3 separate regions of the Mus musculus genome follow, and regions 2 and 3 are each linked to region 1. Evidence: chromatin loops called from intact Hi-C (ENCODE). Cell type or tissue: left cerebral cortex. All regions are shown on one strand. Region 1 holds the start of Hrob (homologous recombination factor with OB-fold). Region 2 holds the start of G6pc3 (glucose 6 phosphatase, catalytic, 3). Region 3 holds the start of Lsm12 (LSM12 homolog).

Region 1 (2,500 bases):
CAAGTCATTATTATGTTGATAAAGGTAATTTTCAAATCTTATATAAAAAAAATGATTGATTTAGTGGGGGTGGGGTACACTACTGCATGGGTGTGAAGGTGAAAAGAACTTGAGGGAGTCGGCTTCTTCCACCCTATGGGTCCTAGGGATGTAACTGAGGCATCAGAGACAACCACCTTTTACCTGCTCAGCCACTTCCCCAGCCCCTGACCTTGAACTCCTGACCCTTTCCTTTCCCAAAGGATGGGATTACTTGCCTACACCACCTCTGGAAACAGGCCTGAGTATTCTGCAACAGAATCTCAAAGGTTGGTCCAACACAAGAAAGGACCCTGCCTGAAACCCTTGTTTCTGAGGATCAAGCCAGTGATTTCTTTCTACAGAGGACCAAAGCCAAAGGCAAAGTTGCCAAGAGTGTGGACTGCCCCAGTCTACGGTTCTTCTTCCTGGACAGCAGACTCAGACGAGTGTCACACCCACAGCCTGGGTTTTTGGTGGGGGATTGAGGGCGTGTGGCATGGTAGCTGCTGCCTTTAATTCCCAGAACGCCTAAGGCAGAACTTTGAGTTCGAGGCCAGCCTAATCTACATACTGAGTTACAGGATAGCCAGGGGCAGAAAGCCTGTTTCAAGGACCCACCCTCCTCCCAAAAAAATAAAAACAGAGGAGGAGGCGGAGGAGGAGAGGAAGGGAAGGAGGGAGAGGAGAGTTGAATGTTAGTCACCCCAAGATCACGAGGTTGGGGGCAAAGATTCCAAAAGCCAGTGACGTTTGGGCTCGCAGGGATTGATGACTATTTTTCTGTCTGTCTGTAGGTCTGTATGTCCGGGGGAGGTACCTTTCACAAGGTCTCCTGCGCGTTGCGCGCCCTTCCTACCTAGCCCCCAGGTCTGCAGACTACACTCAGTCTCTACCAGGCAGATCCCGTCCTAGCAGACTAGCGAGCCCGGAGCCCAACCCGGAGTCCGGCTTCCCCGGGGCTGGAACGCCTCCTCCCCAGAGCCCGGGCGGCTTAGACGCGGCATTACCATAACGACAGGCCGTGGGCTCGGGCCGGCGGGTCGGCCCGGCCGTGTCAGACTCAAGGGTTCACCTCCAACTCGACCCAGACGTAGAGTAGGGAACTATGTCCGGTCGCATTCCCAGAGCAAGGTCCAAGAGAAGCGTCTTTAAGACCGCAGCGGAAACTGAGAGAGGGGCGCCTAAGAACGTGCACCCAGAGCGGCTTTCAAAGCCGCCGCCAAAACAATAGCTCCGCCCCCTTAAAGGGAAGGCACCAATTTTTATCCTGCCGACACAAAGTCCTTCTTCCTCGGGCCTTCCGCCGCAGCCTTAAAGGGAAAATCAAAGGTCTCTCGGTCGCCCCCAAGCGGTCCCTCTAGTCCAGCCGGCTGCCACGTTCTGGTTGAAAGGGAGCTTGGAGAAATCTTATACACTTTATTCTCCCTTCTTTTTTTTTTTTTTTTTTTTTTTTTTTTGTTGAGCACACTGGTGATTTGAGAGTGACTTCATCCTCACCAGAACGCAGCCGATCGTGTAGCCCAGGCTGCCCTCTAACTCACTTTGTAGCCGAAAATAACCTTAACTCCATATTGTTCTTCCTCTACCTCCCAAACGCTGGGGTGGCTGGTTTTATGTGGTGCTAGGGATGGAACCGGGGAGGGCGGCGGGGGGGGGGGGGGGGTTCACACTTTGTAGGCCAAGCTGATTGGTAGAGACAGGAAAAGGTAGAGAGCCTCATGCGCCATCATCCTCTGGTGAATGAGGAGGGATTGAACGATTTTGGGCCTTGCACGTGCTAAGCAAATGTTCAACACTAAGCTAATAATACGCCCAGCCCTAAAGAGTTTCTACGACAGAAAAATGTGTGCCTTCTTTGCATGTTAGAAAAATAGGCCTGAAAGCTGGGAGTGCATTCCAATGGTCAACATTGTACTAAGCGTCTTCAAGACTCTGGTCCCAGCTACCATACATACATACACTGCAGAAAAAACGAACAAACAAAAACATAAACAAAATTACTTTGGAGGCCATGCAGGGACTGGAAGGTAAGGCCTGGCTCAAGCATATAAGGCAAGTAAGACTGAATGAAGAGATCCGGGAAAGACAGGGTGTGTCTTTTCCTCAGAGCACAGTAGCCGTCTGAGCCATAGAAATATGACTAAATTGGTGGATTCTTCCTCAGAACAAGGCACATGTGTACAAACACATGATGCTTTGCACATAATTATAGGGGGGTTGTCTTCCTGAAGCCTCTAGTCAAGAACTCAGTCCCAGACAGGTGGTGGTGGCCCACGCCTTTAATCCCAGCACAGAAGGAGGCGGATTTCTGAGTTCAAGGCCAGCCTGGTCTACAGAGTTAGTTCCAGGAGAGCCAGGGGTACACAGAGAAACCCTGTCAAAAAAAAAAAAAAAAAAACCAAAAAAAAAACAAAAAACAAAACAAAAAAAAAACCCTCAGTCCCCTGGAATTCTAGGAAGCAAAATGGTATAGCAGTTA
Region 2 (2,500 bases), 59 kb after region 1:
CAGTTAGGCCAGGAGGAAATGATTAGACAACCGCTTTTAGCTTTACAAGCCCTTGTGGAGAAGGGCGGGAGGGAGAGGGACAAATTGTCTGCTTTCCAGCTTGTCATGTTAGCTTATTCTATGTCTCTTTATGATCCTTGCTTCCTCCTTCAAGGCTGGGGAGCCTGGGCAACAGCAGTGTTGAGTAACTCCCTTCTGTACTCCGAAAAGACAGAAAAACAAACAAGCAAACAAACACGGTGGCCCAGATAAACCCCAAGGGCTGCAGGAGGCCCAGCAGTGTGGGGCCACTGGCTTCTTAGAATGAGAAAGCTAGACTAAGTACTGGGGAGAGAAGAAAAGTGTTCCTTGCAGGTAGGGTAAGGATTCCCTTTAGTGACTGGCATTGAGTGGCTTCTAAATTTCATTGGGCACATTATAATCGGGGGTGGGGGTGGGGGGCTTGTTAAAGTGCAGATCTGGCCTGGAGCTTTAGAGTCTGTATTTCTAGTAAGTCTTCAAGCATTGACTCTGCTTTTGAGCTTAAACCAGGGACCACATCTTAATGAAACTGGTGCCTAGTTTAATGTCAAACAAATGGATAGATGAATAAGATGTTCAGCTAAGAAAGAAGATTTTCGGCTACCTACATTTCTAGTAATAACTGCTAAAACGCAGATTTCCAACTACAACTAAATTTGGAGTTACGAAATCAGTAGGTCTGAGGCGGAGACTGTATTTGCAGTTGAACACGCCCCTTAAGTCGTTTCTCTGATCCGGATAGTTGAGGATGGGTGAACTGTGAGATCTGAGGTGAAGACTAGGGCCTAAGGGGATAAGAATAGGTAGAAAAGTGTTTGCCTTTGAGGTAACTACTTGAGGGAGATCAGGGCCCCAAAGGGATAAGGGGACCAGGATGCCCGAAGGCTTCTCTCTGTCTCACCACTTGAAGACAAGGTTGAGCCACTCAGCAATGAAGGTGATCCAGAGCACGGAGATGCCCAGGCGGCGGGAGGCGTAGTAGGCCGCGGGGAAGCAGAACTGAAAAAGATTCTTAGGATCGCCCAGAAAGGTGACCCAGAGCCACATATTCTCTAGCCCGGGAAGCCGGTTCTGTAGTGCTTCAGCCATTATGATGCCCGCGCTCAGCGTGGACTCCATGGTGAATCAGGAGTCCTCTAGCCTGGAGCCCGTTGTAGGGTGCAAGTCGAGGAACCTTAGCAGAAATGAAGCGGCTACCTGCTGGCCCTCTAGAGCCCACCCTTTCTAGCCCCCGGCCCCGCCCTACCCGCCGGGGGTCTAAACCAAGCCCCACCCCCGCCCCGCCCCGCCCCCGCAGTCCCTGACACGCGCGAGTTGGAGCCGTAGCTGGTACTGTTTCCTCCGGCTTTCTTCCTCGGCCTTCCTCTCTACTGGACAGCGGAGGGGACAAACCTTTGCGAAGGCGTTTCCTCAAGGCCCCACGTGGCCGCTGTTGCTAGCACGTGGGCTGCCAGCGTAGTGCAGAAACCCGCTGCTGTTCCGGGTCAGGGGACCGATGAACCTGGGAACCAGCTCTGTGTCCCGGTTCCTTGTTCTGCTGCTGCGAAGTCGATGTCTAATCTCCAGGGCGAGGGTTTCTTCTGGATCTGATCTCTGTTTTCCAACATCACTACCCATTTTTCTCAAATCTGGACCATTTGGAGAGAAGGGAGTCAAAGCCCGACCTCCAGTTGCACACAGTCTTAGTTGACATCTACCTGTCTCTAGCTCAGGATTCTCCCATTCTATTTCATCCACGTCTTCCTTCAAGAATCCAGAGCTTAACATGTGTGTGTATGTTATGTGCGAGAAACTTGCCTTGCTCTCACCCCTACCACCCTCCTGCCATTTAAAATTCTTATTGGGCAGCTAAATCAAGAAAGAGATAGTATTTCCATGAAAAGAGGAAGGGCACACGCCTACAGTTTTTGCATTATTAGGAGGGACACAGTCCTAGGGGAGATCTGCTTAGAGCAAAGGAAGGAGCCTGTTGATATACTTCTTTGATTTCTTTTTCCCTCCTTTCTTTGCACGTCCGTGGCGAGGTGGGAGTGGGGAGTGTTTCTAGACAGGGATTGCTCTTAAACTCAAGAGATCCTCCTGCCTTTGCCTCCGGAGTGCTGGAATTTAAGGCTAAAAGCATGCACTACCATGCCCCATGCCCGGCTTTTTGTTTGGTTAGTTTTGTTTTGTTTTTCAAGACATGGTTTCTATGTGTACCTCTGGCAATCTTGGAACTCACTTTATAGACCAGGCCTAGCTCTCATATCCAGAGATCAGCCTGCCTCTGTCTCCCAAGTGCTGAGACTCCCAAGGGCATGAGACCACACCCTTGGATTTCTTAGTGTCTCAAGCAACTTTGTTCTTGAAGTCTGAAGGGTGGTTGAAAATGAAGATATGAAATAAAGAAAGTGTTTTTTAATTGCTTCAAGAAGCCAAAATTTCACACAGATGTTTTTTGTTTGTTTGTTTGTTTAGACATATCCCTGGCTGTCCTGTC
Region 3 (2,500 bases), 64 kb after region 1:
GAAGGAGAATTATGTATATATGACTTGTTATGGGGTCCAGAATGACACAACATTCCTCTGAAACAGACAAAAGCATGGAGAAGAATTTTTATTCCCATTATAACAATTGCACCAATGCCTCCAACACAAGGAAGTTTTTGCCTGTTGGAGCACAAGGAAACATTTTTGAACTTTGTTCAGGCTCACTCAGTGCCAGAGCTGGCCCTATGCCTCTCTGTAAACTAGAGAAAGGTCAATCCATTTCTCCGATGATTTTTATATTGTGGGGAGGGGTGGGTGAAGGATGGCAGCTGGGGCTGGGAGGTTTATAAGTGCATCTGCACAGTTCCTTTTGTAAGGTTAGTGAGTATTGTAATATCAAATGGATATCATTGGGACTGGACTTTGCCATTATTACCATTCCCTGTTCCGGACTTCCCACCTTTCCCAAGTATGTATATATGTATGTATGTATGCATGCATGTATGTATGTATGTATGTTTCTACTAGTGCTGAGATTTGAACCCTATGTCCGTAAGAATGGATATGTGCTCTGTTACTGAGCAACATTCCAGAGCTGTTCTTCCTTTTACTGAGCTTTCTGAGATCACAGGGTTACTATTATTTACTTAGATCCTATATGTCATGCATGTATGCATTACCTCACTTAAGCCTCCTTACTGCCTTAGGAGGCAAACGTTATTATCTGATAAAGACCAGTAAGTAGTACCTTTGTTACAATCAAAACCATGGCTTTGCCAGTTTTGTGACCCTGACAATTTTAAGACTTCCTTTCTTTGTCTGTAAAATGAGGATATTGATTCCTTCCTTGAGGGGATGCCAGATGCTCACTAAGTAGTACTAAGTAGTATTTAGATCCCACCGAAGAAACATAAGTTTGCTAATTTGCTTACGGTATTTGGTAAATGGCCTCAGATTCTAATTTGCTTAGCCCTACAGCTAATGTATTTTGTTCGACTACTTTATAATTGGTTATAATCATTTTGAGTGAGTCCTGGTAATTCTTGTGAGCTTCTGGTTCTTCGTATGCAAATGAGGATAATATTTTATAGAGTTCATTCATTAAACGTTTTTGTGTAAGGTGTGGGCTTCAGCGAGACTCCAGTTGCTTTCCCTTTCTCCATCTTGTCCTACGTAAATCATTTAGCCTTTATATGTATCTATTTCCTTAGCTTCCAACAGAGCTTTGCAGGAACTTGGCCGAGCAGACCGGCAGCGGCACATTTTTTACTGTATTCAAGATTCCTCTTTTATTTCCTCTTCTACCTAAGGCTCCCGCCCCACCCAGCGCCAGGCCACGCCCCTGCGCATGACGTCAGCACGCCTCGCGCGTCGCGTCGCGGCGCTTGCTGGGGGCCCGGCTTTCGCCCGCTGCTGCCGCCGCCGCCGCCGGCCGCGGCTGCTCTCCCAAGATGGCGGCACCTCCGGGCGAGTACTTCAGCGTTGGGAGCCAGGTGTCGTGCCGGACGTGCCAGGAGCAGCGGCTGCAGGGCGAGGTGGTAGCCTTCGACTACCAGTCCAAAATGCTGGCTCTAAGTATCCTTCTCTGCGTGGACCCCGAGGCCGGGCCGGCGTGTAGGTGCGGTGGTGGGGGGGCGGGGGACGGCGGCGGCAGCTAGGGCCCTCTCCCGGCCTAGGGGCGACCGGCTACCGCGGTGCCCCGGGCGCATGCGCATGGCCGTGAGATTCCCATCCCCCTCCCGCGGGCCTTTTCGGTCCACTTTGGGGACCCTTGTCTCCCACCCCTTGTGGGAGCTGGGCCCCAACTGAGGGTTGGTGGGTGGAGCGGGGCTTGACACGCGGGTGTCTTTTCGGGAGGGGACGATGTCTTAAGGGGACTCCGTGATTGAGGGGAGGGGGTCGTGGTGGGGAGAGGGCTGGAGATTGGAGCCCGGATGGAGTCGGGAGGGGTGTGTAGGGTCAGGAACTGCTAGTAGGGTAAGGGTATGGACTTTACGAGTGGACTGTCTGCTGATGAGATTTGATTCAAGAAAGGGCGGTGGTGGGATGGTGGTCTAATGGGCCTTGCCGGTTTAGAGATGGGAAGTGCGGAACAGAGTTTGTATCTGAACTGGTGGCGAATTTTGCTGGGGTGGTGTATGCTTGGTGTCACTGTGTGTGCTGACTTTGAAGGTTCTCAGGCATTTGAAAACTGCTACTTAGGAGGTGTTGGAATTAGAAGCCTGGTCTAGAGAGGACTTGCCACGTTTTTCAGGGGTTTATGTATGACAGACAGTGTGGCCTTCGGTTCAGTTCAACACATTCCATAGAAACGTCCCTCTTTTTCAAAGTACCAGTGTTAAACTGCATGGAAGAAGTGGCCCTGTTCCCTAATGGTTTATGAATTACTTCACCAACTCACTGTTGGAAAACAAAACGCTTCCTGGTTGAAATAAATGAACCTCTGCCTCCCCCTTTATTTGAGCTACAGGTGGGTTTACTAGAATTATTTTTAGAAGGTAGCCTCTGTCTTTAAAATGAAGTTTCTTATGGAAACTTC

The links. A loop is a pair of places that touch in the nucleus more often than their neighbours do. Peaks named below come from ENCODE experiments on the same cell type or tissue, not always from the same donor. Only the 100,000 strongest peaks of a DNase experiment are listed, where the experiment ranks them.
Region 2: a loop joins it to region 1, with 2.6 times the contacts of the local background. A loop is called at or near these places in 7 of 42 quality-filtered maps.
Region 3: a loop joins it to region 1, with 2.4 times the contacts of the local background. A loop is called at or near these places in 6 of 42 quality-filtered maps.

Annotation. Positions count from the first base shown.
Region 1 is chr11:102,247,621-102,250,120 of GRCm38, reverse strand. It overlaps Hrob (homologous recombination factor with OB-fold), which reads right to left and starts at 1,239. Exons shown (of 10, transcript NM_153544.3): 1 at 1,029-1,239. The coding sequence starts at 1,031. In left cerebral cortex, a CTCF peak has its summit at 1,364; a DNase peak (open chromatin) is centred at 1,334; H3K4me3 peaks cover 501 bases.
Region 2 is chr11:102,188,566-102,191,065 of GRCm38, reverse strand. G6pc3 (glucose 6 phosphatase, catalytic, 3) reads right to left here and starts at 1,367. Exons shown (of 6, transcript NM_175935.3): 1 at 923-1,367. The coding sequence starts at 1,140. In left cerebral cortex, no CTCF peak of the experiment used is centred here; DNase peaks (open chromatin) are centred at 1,121 and 1,434; H3K4me3 peaks cover 1,391 bases; H3K27ac peaks cover 1,576 bases.
Region 3 is chr11:102,184,119-102,186,618 of GRCm38, reverse strand. Lsm12 (LSM12 homolog) reads left to right here and starts at 1,363. Exons shown (of 5, transcript NM_172947.3): 1 at 1,363-1,536. The coding sequence starts at 1,413. In left cerebral cortex, no CTCF peak of the experiment used is centred here; a DNase peak (open chromatin) is centred at 1,309; H3K4me3 peaks cover 1,794 bases; H3K27ac peaks cover 1,369 bases.